Linked DNA regions of Homo sapiens: region 2 is linked to region 1. A link is a contact called in ENCODE Hi-C data. All regions are on one chromosome and are shown on one strand. The core of a region is the stretch at or near the end of the contact, and the rest is flanking DNA. Distances in the headings are between cores, read along the strand shown. Region 1 holds the start of DDX59-AS1 (DDX59 antisense RNA 1). Region 2 holds the start of IPO9-AS1 (IPO9 antisense RNA 1).

Evidence for each region. A loop is a pair of places that touch in the nucleus more often than their neighbours do. Pooled maps may share reads with other maps.
Region 2: a pooled map shows a loop between it and region 1 (14-fold over the local background). The contact joins the promoter of IPO9-AS1 here to the promoter of DDX59-AS1 in region 1. A Hi-C loop is called at or near these places in 6 of 50 pooled maps.

Annotation. Positions count from the first base shown.
Region 1 is chr1:200,668,257-200,674,851 of GRCh38, forward strand. DDX59-AS1 (DDX59 antisense RNA 1) reads left to right here and starts at 1,251. Exons shown (of 3, transcript NR_110787.1): 1 at 1,251-1,366. It overlaps DDX59 (DEAD-box helicase 59), which reads right to left and starts at 1,651. Exons shown (of 8, transcript NM_001031725.6): 1 at 1,511-1,651. RefSeq lists a silencer at 1,065-1,804.
Region 2 is chr1:201,826,799-201,833,631 of GRCh38, forward strand. IPO9-AS1 (IPO9 antisense RNA 1) reads right to left here and starts at 2,761. Exons shown (of 3, transcript NR_046696.1): 1 at 2,153-2,761. IPO9 (importin 9) reads left to right here and starts at 2,359. Exons shown (of 24, transcript NM_018085.5): 1 at 2,359-2,574. The coding sequence starts at 2,412. It overlaps NAV1 (neuron navigator 1), which reads left to right. Exons shown (of 34, transcript NM_001389617.1): 34 at 1-171. RefSeq lists enhancers at 958-1,472, 1,473-1,986, 2,143-2,437, 2,449-2,658 and a silencer at 2,159-2,398.

The sequences.
Region 1 (6,595 bases), core at 1-2,500:
CAGATCGCGCCACTGCACTCCAGCCTGGGCAACAGAGCAAGACTCCGTCTCAAAAAAAAAAAAAAAGAAAAGAAATTAAGTGGTTTGTCCAAGCTCACACAATTCTTAAGTGTTACAACCCTGGCACTGTGGATCCAGAGCACAAGCTCTCAACCATACGAGGACTAAGCTCTAATTTTTTATCTTACCCAAATTCCTTTCTAAGGGGTCTGGAGAGTCATGCCCTACAAACCATAAATTCTCATCAGATGGGTTTTATTTAACCCTGTATATCGTGACTTACTTTCCAATCTGACTCTGGCCTAACAAGGAAGAAAATAAAAATGTTTTACCCCAAAATATATTTCCTTGTCGTACCTTAAAACTCCCCTGCAAAGTCTCTTGCAGGAAAAATCTGCATTTGGTGAGAATTCCCATCTCCCCTTGTTTTCCCTCCTTCCTTCCCAGATCCAGGAGATAATCAACTAAGAGCCAGGCACCCTTTTAAGTCCAATATAAAACAATTTACAACCTGCTCTCTCTAAAGTCTATCTAAGAGCTTCCTCTGCACAATAAAACTTGGTCTCCACAATCCTTTATCTCTAGCCTGAACATTCCTTTTTATGGATCCCAGGTCTTTAGATAACCTCAACCAGATAACGTTTACATTTACCGATTGAGTTGCCCCGCCTTTCTAAACTAAACCAATGTATTTCTTAAATGTATTTGATGTCTCACGCCTTCCTAAAATAGATAAAACCAAGCTGTACCCCAATTTCCTTGGGCACATGTTCTCAGGACCTCCTGAGGACTGTCACTGGCCATGGTCACTTGAATCTGGCTCAAAATAAATCTCTTCAAATATTTTTCAGAGTTTGATTCTTTTCATCAACCCATATCTATACCTTTTTACACCAAAAACATGTCTTTGCAAAATTACAGTTATTGGGAATAAGGCTTTTAACCTAATCTGGGGACTATCAAATATACTAATAAATATTTTTCTTAAAAAAATTCTTTGTTTAAACTGCCAGATTCCAACTTCCAGAAAAATTCCAACAGAAATGCAACCGAGGGTCTAGAATTACTATCCTAAATCTCCGAAAATGTACAGGGGGTGGCGGGCGGGGCAGGGACGGCTCTAGGTGAGCAGGAAAAAGCTTGGAACTCAGTCTTCCAATGGCGAAAGGGAACGTGCTCCTGCTGGGCGGGACGGCGGACGGCTGGCGGCGGCGCGGCCTCCAATTCTCGCCAACGCGCCCCGCACCCCCGTGCACTGGCGGGCCCTCCCCTCGGGCGTTGCCTCCCACCCACGCCCGGCGGCACCGCACCCCGAGGCGCTTCACGTCACGGAGCTGCTAGGAGACGGGCGGGGCTCCGGTTCCGGGTAGAGGCCTGGGACACGGGGAACTGTAAGGATGGGAGGAAGGCCGCGCAGGGGCACCAGTTCTGCCGCCGCGGCCTAGCGCCCCAGGTCCCGGAGAAGGGGCACCAGGGCGGCCAGGGGCCCAAGCTTCCGGGGCACGCTCACCCGCGCAGGACTGAGGCCGCGTCCGCTCCCGCTCCCGCTCGGGCCGTCTCCCCCTTCCAGGCTCCAGGCCAGGCTTCCGCCCGACAAGCCCTGACCCGCTCGTCAGGACTGCGGCCCGGGGTTGGTGGTGCGGAGCGGAGCGGAGCGGAGCGTAGAGTAGAATCCACTTCCCCGGGTTTTGGGAGGGGGCCGCAGCCCGCTTTCCGGGCGGCGGGGAGGCGGGGCCACCGCGGGGGCGGAGCTCGGCTGGGAGCCGGCAGTGGCTTGGGAGGGAGGGAGGGAGAAGGAGAGGGGCGGGAAGGCTCCTCGCGTTTTCCACGCCCCCGCCCAGCTCTGGGCTGGTGGTAAATCTCGGAACTGGTCCGGGCTGGGCGAGTTCTGGACGGAGGGGCACGTTTGGGAATCCTCTTGGAAGAATTTACGTAATCGAATGGGCTGGGACTGGTGGAAAAGAGTTGGACCGTCCGGAAAGAAGCAGGAGGGCGGCGCGGGGGCCTGGCACCCTTAGAAAGTGGGAAGTGTGAGTGTAAAAGGGAGGGGCACTTCTGCCCGTTGGGCCCAAAAACCCTTTTCTGGCTTTAGCTAGTAGAGCCACTCAAAATTTAAACGGAGTCAGCTTGATGTGGCATATATGATAAGCTGGATAATATTTCCTGCACCACCGCACCCCTCCCCCCACCCCAACACCAACAAGAAAATAACACAAGTCACGGTTCTTGTTCCTTGTGGGCTGACATTTCCCTGTTTTGCCAACCTCTGGAGCCACGTGTCCCAAGCAGCTTGTAGTTGAGAAGTGATGGGGGAGAGGAGACAGCACGGGAGAGGAAGGAGGGAAGCCAGCTTATATTCAGGTGCCTTAAGTATTTAAAAATATTTTCAGTGTAATAGTCGATGCATTCAAAAGAGCATATTTACCAAATATGTAAAATTTAAAGTATGCTAATGAAACTATCACTCCACCACGTTATCAGTATTTAGCATGTATCTATGCATCTCCAGGATTCTACTCCTGGCCTCTTAGCTCACCACCACTATCTTCAGTTTTGTCCCTCTTTGCCATTTTTAGTGGTTTTATCATATTTGGATGCATTCCTGTGTATTGGTGTATTTTTCTTCTTTTTGAGCTTTATAAAAATACATATAGCCTGGAATTCGCTTTTTATCACTCAACATTTGTTTTTTTGGTTCATCCAAGTTGTTACGTGTAGTAACAGAACATTTATTTCTTACTGCCTAGTCAAAAGGAAGTTTTCTCCTGTCAGGAATGTATTCAATACTGTAGCGGATAGGATTATAAATGCACTTTAAGTATTTTCTTTATTGATGGGAACCACACAGACTAAATGTATCAGACTTCCCAAGTTCGTAGGTCACATACCTATAACAGAACTCTTTTCCTGGGTTTTGTGACATTTCTAATTGTTGTAATTTCTTTTGCCATTATAAAAATTAGTCACTTTTGAACCTAATTTGTATTCATCATTCTGAATCTTTTTCTTTAAAAGCCTCCTCTTTTCCAATTATATAAGCTCATACCCCATAAAACCTGAATCTGCCCCTAGTAATTACTAATAAGGCTAGTAGGAGCATTCTTGTTCACCTTCTGTGCATGCGCTGGACTCTAATTTGAACCTAGGATTAGCACTGCGGCATCAGAGGCTATGGGGGCTGTTCAGCTTTCAAAGATAAAGCAGAAATGTTTTCAAAGTGGTTGTACCAATCTATACTGCCACCAGTACCGACCACAATTCTCTCTAAATCCTCGTTATTTTCACACTTCTTACTTTTTGCTAGTCTACCCAGAATAAATACCATGTTTTTGTCTTAATTTGCATTCCGTAATTACTGATAAGGCTGAGCACTTTGAAATATGTTATTCATTCATGTTTTCTCTTCCTCTTCTAAGGATGTGTGTGTGTGTACATATATAAATGTATATATAATGTATATATGTATATATAATGAAACATTCTTTTGTTAATTGTAGGTGTTGCAGATATCTTCTCCCTGTTTATAGTGTGTTTTCAAATAAAAAAATTTTTTGACTTATTTTGAAAAAATCAACCTTATCAAAAAGTTTCAGAATTAATGAACTCCTGTATACCCTTCACATAAGTTCACAGTTTGCTATATTTGCTATATTAGTGTGTAGGAGAGATTATATATATAAAATATGTATACTATAGATATATATTTTTTTCTGAACCATTTAGGAGTAAGTTGTAGCATGTGTCTCCAAAGACAATGATATTCTCTTTTATACTCACAGAAAAATGTTCCAGTTGAGGTTGTTTGTTTTTTGAGACAAGGTCTCACTCTGTTACCCAGGCTGGAGTGCAGTGGTGCGATCTCGGCTCATTGCAACCACCTCCCGGGCTCAAGTGAGGCTCCCACCTCAGCATCCCGAGTAGCTAGGACTACAGGCACACCCCACCTGTTAGAGAGAATTTTTTTGTTGTTAGAGATGGGGTTTTGCCATGTTGCCCACGGTGGTCTCCAACTGCTAGGCTCAAGCTATCCACTTGCCTTGGCCTCCGAAAGTGCTGGGATTACAGGTATGAGCCACTGGGCCTGGCTCAAATTTAGGTAGTTTAACATTGATGAAGTAAGAGTAGCTAGGACTACAGGCACACCCCACCTGTTAGAGAGAATTTTTTTGTTGTTAGAGATGGGGTTTTGCCATGTTGCCCACGGGGGTCTCCAACTGCTAGGCTCAAGCTATCCACCTGCCTTGGCCTCCGAAAGTGCTGGGATTACAGGTATGAGCCACTGGGCCTGGCTCAAATTTAGGTAGTTTAACATTGATGAAGTACGAGTAGCTAACATGCAGTCCTTATTGAAAATTTACTAGTTGTTCCATTAAGGTGTTTTAGAGCTATTTTTTTCCCCTAATCCAGGATTCAGTCCAAGATCTTTTCATTTTCTTTATGAAGTGTTTTTTTTTCTCTGTTTTTTTTTTTTTTTTTTTTTGAGACGGAGTCTCTCTCTGTCGCCCAGGCTGGAGTGCAGTGGGGCGATCTCGGCTCACTGCAAGCTCCGCCTCCCGGGTTCACACCATTCTCCTGCCTCAGCCTCCTGCGTAGCTGGGAGTACAGGCGCCCGCCACCACGCCCAGCTAATTTTTTATATTTTTTAGTAGAGAAGGGGTTTCACTGTGTTAGCCAGGATGGTCTCGATCTCCTGACCTCGTGATCCGCCCGCCTCGGCCTCCCAAAGTGCTGGGATTACAGGCGTGAGCCACCGCGCCCGGCCTTTTTTTTTTTTAAAGAGACAGGGTCTTCCCTCTGTCACTCAGGCTGGAGTGCAGTAGCCCGATAATGCTCTATGGCTAGTCTATGGTCAATTTTCATATATTTTTAAAACCAGAGAAGAATGTTTATTCACCATTAGATAGATACATGATACTTGCAAATAAATCAAGCTTGGTATTTCAGATATTCTATATCTTTACTAATGTTCATGTTCAGATTTCCCCATCAGTATTTCCCCGTCAGTATTTCTCTTACCTGTTAGTAGATAAAATAGATCAAGCAATCAGTCTCCCATTATAAAGGTAGATGTGTTCATTTTTCCCTGTAGTCCAGCAATTTTAGTTTTGTGTATTTTGGGGGCCATTTTATTTTAGAATCAATATTTGTAAAGCAATTCAAGCATTAATGTGTCATGGAATCTTAGGTTTGAATGCATTCATCAGAGTCCAATCACCACCCCTTGCTACTCTCCATACCCTTGTAGGAGGAATTATTTTATAGCACCCTGCTACAGGACCAACTGGCTTGTTGAATGCTTTTAGAGACAGGGCGCTTCCCACCTTACAGGGCAGTCCAGTTCTTCACTGGAGAGCTCCATGATTATACTTACTATTTAATTAGACTCTCTATGGCTAGGCATTGTGCAAAGCATTTTAGAAACATTGTCATATTTAATTCTCACTGTAATCTTATAAAGTAGGCATTTTATCCCCATCGTACTAATGAAGAAACAGGTTTAGGTAATTAAGCATCTTGCCCAAGGTCACACAGCTAGGTAGTGGCACAGCAGGAATTGAAGCCCAGGTCTGTCTCCTAAATCCACTAGACTACACTGCCTTCAAGCTTTTCTTTATGTAAGTATAAAACCATATCCCTTTAACTTTCAATCAGGAAACCTGGTTCCAAAACCATTTTTAGTGTTCCTAAACTTCCTAATCTGTTGGAAACCTTAGACATAACTCACATTCATGTGTTCCATTACTGTGCCCAACTTTCCTTAGTTTTCTTATGGAAGCTTTAGACCTTTGCTATATGTTTGTATTATTGTTACTTTTGGAAAAGTAGCCAATCTTGATGAGCAGGATGATTCATTCTGAATGAATGAATGAATGAATGAATGAAGCCTAGTGAGTAGCAACTCATTTCTACATATGAGTTAGGATGCTGGATGAAACCTAATTTTTAACATCAAGTTCTTCACCTTTCAAGGTTAATAAGTCAAACCTCAGAGCCACTCAGGTCTCACTTGTGGCTCTTTCCTACTCTTTTCTTTAATCAAAAAGCTCAGAATCAGGTTTCCTCTTAGGTTGCACCAGAGCACAGTATAATTAATCTAAACTCCCATTTCTGTTTTCTTCACAAAAGATCTTCACGGAAATGGTTTTATGATGGTCTTTTAATTGTGGGGCCACAGAAAACATTATTTATAGTAGGTCACATGGAAATCACAGATGGCGTTACTAATTCAATTTTAATATGCTTTATGGCAGGGAGGGATGGGAAAGTATACAAAGGTGACTCAATTAGACAAGAGTTGTGGAATGCATACATCCTACATAACCATTCTAAGAGTTTGCCTTAAGCTGTGTCTTAGAACAGGAAATGCTGCAATAATGTGAGCTGACCTGTATGTTATTCTCATGTGCTGTTGAAACATGTATAGAAATAATAATGCCTAGCATTCTTTCATCTTGGGAAACTTCAGTCTCACACGTATTAGTTTATAGCTACTCCTTACTCTTTAATATGTGAGGCTTGGAAAGCCCGTATAAATTCTGATCAAGGTGGATACAGGAAAGCACAGTTTAATAGTATTTAACTGCCATTGATTTTT
Region 2 (6,833 bases), core at 1,511-4,010, 1.2 Mb after region 1:
CAAATTATTTAAAAATAAAATTCATGCCAGAGCCAGCTGAAGAGGCCTTCCTTCATCACCACTGAGGCCACCCCCAATCTGGGCCCTCTGTCCATCTGGCATGTCTCCTCCCAGCAAGATTCATCTGTTCAATGCCATTTGCGTTTCAATAAAGTTATCTCCTGTACTGTCCACTGGTTCTCTAGCTCCCTCTCTGCCTGGTTTCTGTCTCCATTTATCTTGTGGCCCATTCCTTGATTGGCAAGGCCAGACTGCTTGTGGTCATTTGCCTAACCCAGAAGTAACCTGAAACCCTAAGCTAGAGTCTCCTGACTCCCATGGTTGGGGGTGGGAGGAACCCCTGCTCGCACATTATGGACATAGAATCCTTCACCGGATCTCAAAACATCCAGCCCAAACATCAAGGCTCCGGAGTCCTCCATCTGGGTTGCTGCAGTGTTTGAAAACATACCACCCTCTTGACTTTGCTAAATTTTCTTCTTGGGGTAAAAGTGAACTGACCTATTAGAAGCTGTTGTAATCAAGTTCAACTTCTTTTGGCCACTTCAAGAAAGTAAATAGGCTTACTATTCCCCATTGCAAAATTGAAGGGTCCAAGAAGCAATCTTTTCCCTATGAAATTGTAGTAACATAACTCATCTCTGCCCTCTTAACATGGGAGGTGACAAGTGTGTTGAGAACTCTCTTCAAGCCAGTTGCAGTGGGTGTACCTGTAGTTCTAGCTACTCTGGATGCTGAGGTGGGAGGATCACCTGTCCAGCCTGGGCAACATAGCAAGACCCCCCCAACTCAAAAATAAATAATTGAGAAAGCTTTCTTTTGAAGTAATCTTCTGATGAGATGACTTAATCCCTGATTGTTACCAGTCCAGCATCCACAGTCTTGGAAGTGACCTAGGATTTGGTAACTCGTTTCCTTTGCCATGTGAGAATGAACTCACTTGATAAGGGTTCCTGGGAACCATTTTGAAGGCACATAACCTGAACAGCTCACTAAAAAATACCTGTTTCTGTTTGCTCTAGAACCTCCCATTCCAACAACATTCTATCCTTTCTGCCACTACATGCTTGCCACTCTGCCCTGCATTTTTTTTAATTTTTATTTTTTTTTATAGACAGAGTCTGTATATCTTGCCCAGACTGGAATGCAGTAGCTATTCATAGGTGTGATGACAGCACACTACAGCCTGGAACTCCTGGGCTCAAGTGATCCTCCTGCCTTGGCTTACATCTTGCTTTTTCTTCTTTTTCTGAGACAAGATGTCACTCTGTCGCCCAGGCTGGAGTGCAATGGCGCAATCACTGCTCACTGCAGCCTCCTCCTCCTGGGCTCAAGTGATCTTCCCACCTCCACCTCCCGAACAGCCGGGACTACAGGGCGTACGCCACCACGCCTGGGCAATTTTTGTATTTTTTTGTAGAGACGAAGTCTCGCTATGTTGCCCAGGCTGTTCTCGAAATCCTGGGCTCAAGCGATCCTCCTGCCTCGGCCTCCCAAAGTGCTAGGATTAGAGGCGTGAGCCACTGCGCCTCGCCACACCCTGCATTTTTAACACCTCACTGGAGCGCTCATCCTCTCCACCTGCTCCGCTATTCAGGAGCGGCTCTGCACCGTAGGCCATTTCCCACGACCAGCTGCTGACAACCATATCATCAAACTGCTCTTGTTCTCGCACCCCTTAAATGTCCAGCCATAATTTCTCAGGGAAAAAAATTTATACATTTTCAACAAATAGGATTCATTCTCAAATAGTCACATACAACACTCACTCTGGAAGAAACTCCCTTTCACATGCCGGTGTCTCCCCTGCCCAGCCACTTCCCAGCTTTGAGGTTGGGCTCATCTAGGCTGGAAAACCAAGGGACTGGGCCGTGGTTTTCCCACTTCCACTTCCCAGTTTGCTTTAGTTTATTTTCCCCCCTCTTTGGATTCCTGAGGCTAAGATGAAGAGAGTCACTTGAGCCAACTTTTTTTCAGTGTTTGGGGGGAAAAGAATGTGGTTTAAAATAGGGGCTATTTGTGACCCAGACCTCTCTCCTTAAAGCCCTCTACATCTATTCCCATCCCGCCTCCTCTCTCCTAACACCTGAAAGATGCATGAATATAAAGTCATATATCATGAACTTTATTCCAAATGAGATTGCTAACTTACTGTGCAACTTTAGGAAAGCCCCTTAACCTGTCTGGGGCTCAGTTTTCACACAAATCCAGAGATCCTTGCAGAGAAAGGTGCAGTTCTCGTTCAGGCAGCAGGAGGCGCTGTCTCTGGAGGCTTAGATTCATTCCCCGCCCTCCGCCCGCTCCCGCCCGCCTCTGGTGCGCAGGCGCGGCTTCGCGGATTGGCCGCGCGCGGGGGCCGTCATTCGGTGGCGGGTCCCGGCCGCGGGGCTGGCGGGCTGAGGGGAGAAAAGATGGCGGCGGCGGCGGCAGCTGGTGCGGCCTCCGGGCTGCCGGGTCCAGTGGCACAAGGATTAAAGGAAGCGTTAGTGGATACGCTCACCGGGATCCTATCCCCAGTACAGGAGGTGCGGGCGGCTGCTGAAGAACAGATTAAGGTGCTGGAGGTGACGGAGGGTGAGTGAGGCGGGACCGTCACGAGGATGGCTCAGCCGCACAATCCGCTGACCGCAGCTCCGTACCGGCTGGGGACATGGGGAGCCTGAGCCAGTTGGAGATGTGGGCGCCGAGAAGTGGAGCAGGAAGCGAGAGATTGATGTCGCTGGTGGTTGTGAAAGTCCGAGAGAGGAGAGGCGCGCCTGAAGGATAGGGTCGGGGGAGGTGGAGCCTGGGAGTGGGGGAGGGAGGGTGGAGACTTGAAAAGATAGATGGAGCCTAGAATCTGCAGGGGACGGAGATGGAGCTAGACTTGGTGCTGTTGGAGGAAGTAGCGCGGTCGGGGAAATATTTTTTGAGTCCAGGACCAAAGTCTTTCGCTGTTCTCTTCACCAGCTGGATTGTACTGGGATAAGAGTAGGGGGAGCTATTAGTAGGAGTGGTGAAGGGTAGGGCCTCGAAAAGGCGGCTATCAAAGCTTAATAGATGTCATCAAACAAGTTTCTGCCTCTGAGTTATAAACCTAGCTAGTTGTTTGTACTCTTCGTGTTTTCCCAGAAATTAAATGCATATGCGATTGCTTCACTGTCCTGACCATACTTAACGTTTATTTTAAAAATAATTTGCCCTTATTAAATACCTTTGTGCATTTCTGTTTGGAGGAACTGATCATCCTTTGTTTTTGATTCTTTGTCTCCGTCCTCTATTGTGTGCTTTAAAGTGATGGAGAAGAAAATAAACCATTGGTTCGAGATTTTCTATCAATTTCCTGCCGCGTGAGCCTTTCACCGGGTCCAGTGTAGCTACCACAAAGAACAATTTAATCCAGAAACAGGAGGAGAAATCTTCTTGGTCTTTGTGTAAGAAATATATCTGGTCAGAGCTTCACTGGAACTCCAAATCCTCAGAATCTCCCAACTCAGGAATATTTCCACCACCACTTAAATACTTCATCAGAGATATGGGAAATTGTCCCATCACACACCCATCATATTCAAAACCTTCAGTTAGCTCTCCTACTGGACGTATTTCTATTGAAAAGAATTTAGAACAAATCTCTCTTAAATTTAGTTTACATTCTTTCACAGTATGAAAGAGCTGTTGAAAACAAATTTTCTTCTGTTGGAAATATGTTAAGATTTGGGATCTAACAGGCTAAGGACCATTTTGAAGGCCCACTTGTAATTGTCATTGTTTTATAAAATATCAGATCTATACAGGAGAAACCACTGGTTAGGAGAAAGCTGTTTGAGAACCATGTATAAACTAATCTAAAGGAATTTTTAGCGGCTTCTAAATAAAATTCGTTTATGCACATTAATGTCTGTCCCCCTTGAGTATGAGGAAGGAAGAGTGACAAAGCAAAGGAACCTCATCACATTCAAGTTGTCACCTGAATAAAACTTGAGAGTCTGGTGCAAATTCATCTTAACTAAACCTTCCCTGAGTGGTACCCAGTGCTCCTGGTGCTCCAAATGCATGTCTGGCACCTTTGTATGAAAGGTGGACCTTGACTTGTATTTAAACTGTCTTACAACAACTCCACTTTTGCTCTGATCTTTTCAACTTTAGCCAAATGCCATGGTCTCATCTGGGCAAAGTCAATTATAAAGTTCTCGAGGTCTTTTTTGAAACTCTGATTCCTCACTTTATTCATCTTTTTTTTCTTGAGACTGGGTCTCGCTCTATCGTGTAGACTTTGGAGCAGTGATGCCATCATGGCTCACTGCAGCCTCAAACTTTTGGACTCAAGCGATCCTCCCACCTAGGCCTCCCAAAGTGCTGGGATTACAGGCCTCAGCCACCACACCTGGCATCTTTTTGAGCCTTTAAGTGAAAAATTAAATTTCAGAAGTACAGAATTTTGATCTAAGTCACTGATGAGAAATAGATCGACTGCCCCCCGACCCCCATAACTTACTGGTAATGTGCTGTTGGGCAGACTATGAGAATGAAAAGTATGGAAAGGCATCGATGCAGTGACCTGATATTGGTGATCTAGTAATAGAGCATATGACTCAGGTTTTGGATTTGGTTAGAGGGTTGGATCAGTCTCTGGAGTTTAGTGCAATGCTTCGGACCCTTTGGAGGCTGCTTGTGTCTTTTAAGTAGTCTGGCTCCTTAATGTCTATCAAAAAAACTATAGAGATTTACCCCCTTCTGTACCTGTTTTAAGGTGGAGAATGGCGGTCCATTCCCTCAGATGCGGTCTGCTTTCTTCCTCTTGTGGCCTTTAACAAGTTATCTTTGACATTGGGTTCAGAGTACCTCCCACCTTAAACTCTGTCTGAATCTCTCAGATGTTTTCTGAACATGGTGCAATATAGTAGCTGCTTCTTTACCAGCCTCAACCCTTCTTTACATGAAAACATAGAACCCAGCTTTCCAGCCGGGATTTAGCCAACTATCTGGCCTGATGAAACTGGCAGGACATGGTTCCTCCTATTAGAATGCCCTACAGAGCAAGATGAGCCATTCTTGCAAACTACTTTCCACTTCTTTGGTGTTGCTTCACATTTTAGTGTTTTTTGCTTTTGTTGTTGTTGTTGTTGTTGTTGTTGTTGTTTTGAGACAGAGTCTCAGTCTGTCGCCCAGGCTGGAGTGCAGTGGTGCGATCTCGGCTCACTGCAACCTCCGCCTCCTGGGTTCAAGCAATTCTCCTGCCTCAGCCTCCCGAGTAGCTGGGATTACAGGCACCTGCCACCATGCCTGGCTAATTTTTGTATTTTTAGTAGAGACGAGGTTTCACCATGTTGGCCAGGTTGTCTCGAACTCCTGACCTCAGGTGATCCACCCGCCTCGGCCTCCCAAAGTGCTGGGATTACAGCCGTGAGCCACTGCACCCAGCCCACATTTTAGTTTTACCCTGGTAGAAGGAACCTTGTTTTCTGATTCTAGGAAACACTTTTTTTTTTTTTGAGACCGAGTCTCACTCTGTGGTCCAGGGCCCAGGCTGGAGTGCAGTGGCATGATCTCAGCTCACTGCAACCTCCACCTCCCAGGTTCAAGCAATTCTCGTGCCTCAGCCTCCCAAGTAGTTGGGATTACAGGCATGCACCACCATGCCTGGCTAATTTTTGTATTTTTAGCAGAGGCGGAGTTTAGCCATGTTGCCCAGGCTGATCTTGAACTCCTGAGCTCAAGCAGTCTGCCCACCTCAGCCTCCCAAAATGCTGAGATTACAGGCATGAGCCAACCGGCCAGGCCGGAAACACTCTTAAAACTTGAAGTTAATGAGAAATCTGGGATTTGGTGTCTATTATTATTTGTGTTCTGGTAATCTTTTGATCATTTTTTGGTTCCATGGGGCCCAGGATCAGGTGACAACCAGATCTAGTCCTCCCTCTGTCCTCTCAAATAACCACACTGTCTTTGTGAGCTGTTTATTAGTCCATCACATAGGAGACTGATCCCACATGGTCTTTAAGATTAACTGGTCCGTTCCCTTTGCCAAAAACATTTGTTACCTTCCTTGGCTACCAGGTGATGATCCCTTGTCTTGAAGATTAAATGGAAGAATATCTAATTTATGGGGAAAGGACACAGGTCAATTGTCAACTCCCTGTTAAAAGGACAGGCAAGAGAAGTTGACATGCTGTGACCAAATTGTACTATAGATGAGATTTTAAGAAGCAGTTATCTTAGAAAATAAAGATTGCTGGAGCCTAGAGTAGTCCTGATCATTTAGTGTACCAGCTGATATTTTCTGATAAATAAATAAATTGCCTATAATTAATTATCACATTTTCCAGAATGGGCACCTGTTCTCTTAAGCCAAGGAAGTGTGTGTATGTGAGAGATCCATTTGATTCATGTAGCGTGTCAATCTGAAAAGGATAAGATAGGTTACTTCATCAGCCTGGTGTCCTGGAATGATTTTTTTTTTTTTTTTAATTTTATTTTTTGAGACAGAGTCTCGCTCTGTCACCCAGGCTGGAGTGCATTGGCATGATCTCGGCTCACTGCAACATCCGCCTCCTAGATTCAAGTGATTCTCATGCCTAGGCCTCCCAAGTAGCTGGGATTACAGGCGCGTACCAACACGCCAGGCTAATTTTTGTATTTTTAGTAGAGATGGAGTTTCACCATGTTAGCCAGGCTGGTCTCGAACTCCTGACCTCAGGTGATCCACCCACCTTGCCCTCCCAAAGTGCTAGGATTACAGGCGTGAGCCACTGCGCCTGGCTGGAATGATTTTCTTGAGCCCCTGTGCTTGCTATTTTTGCTAGTCACTTGGAATCTGGAAGAAACCCAGCAAACCTCTCTGAATATTTAAAGTC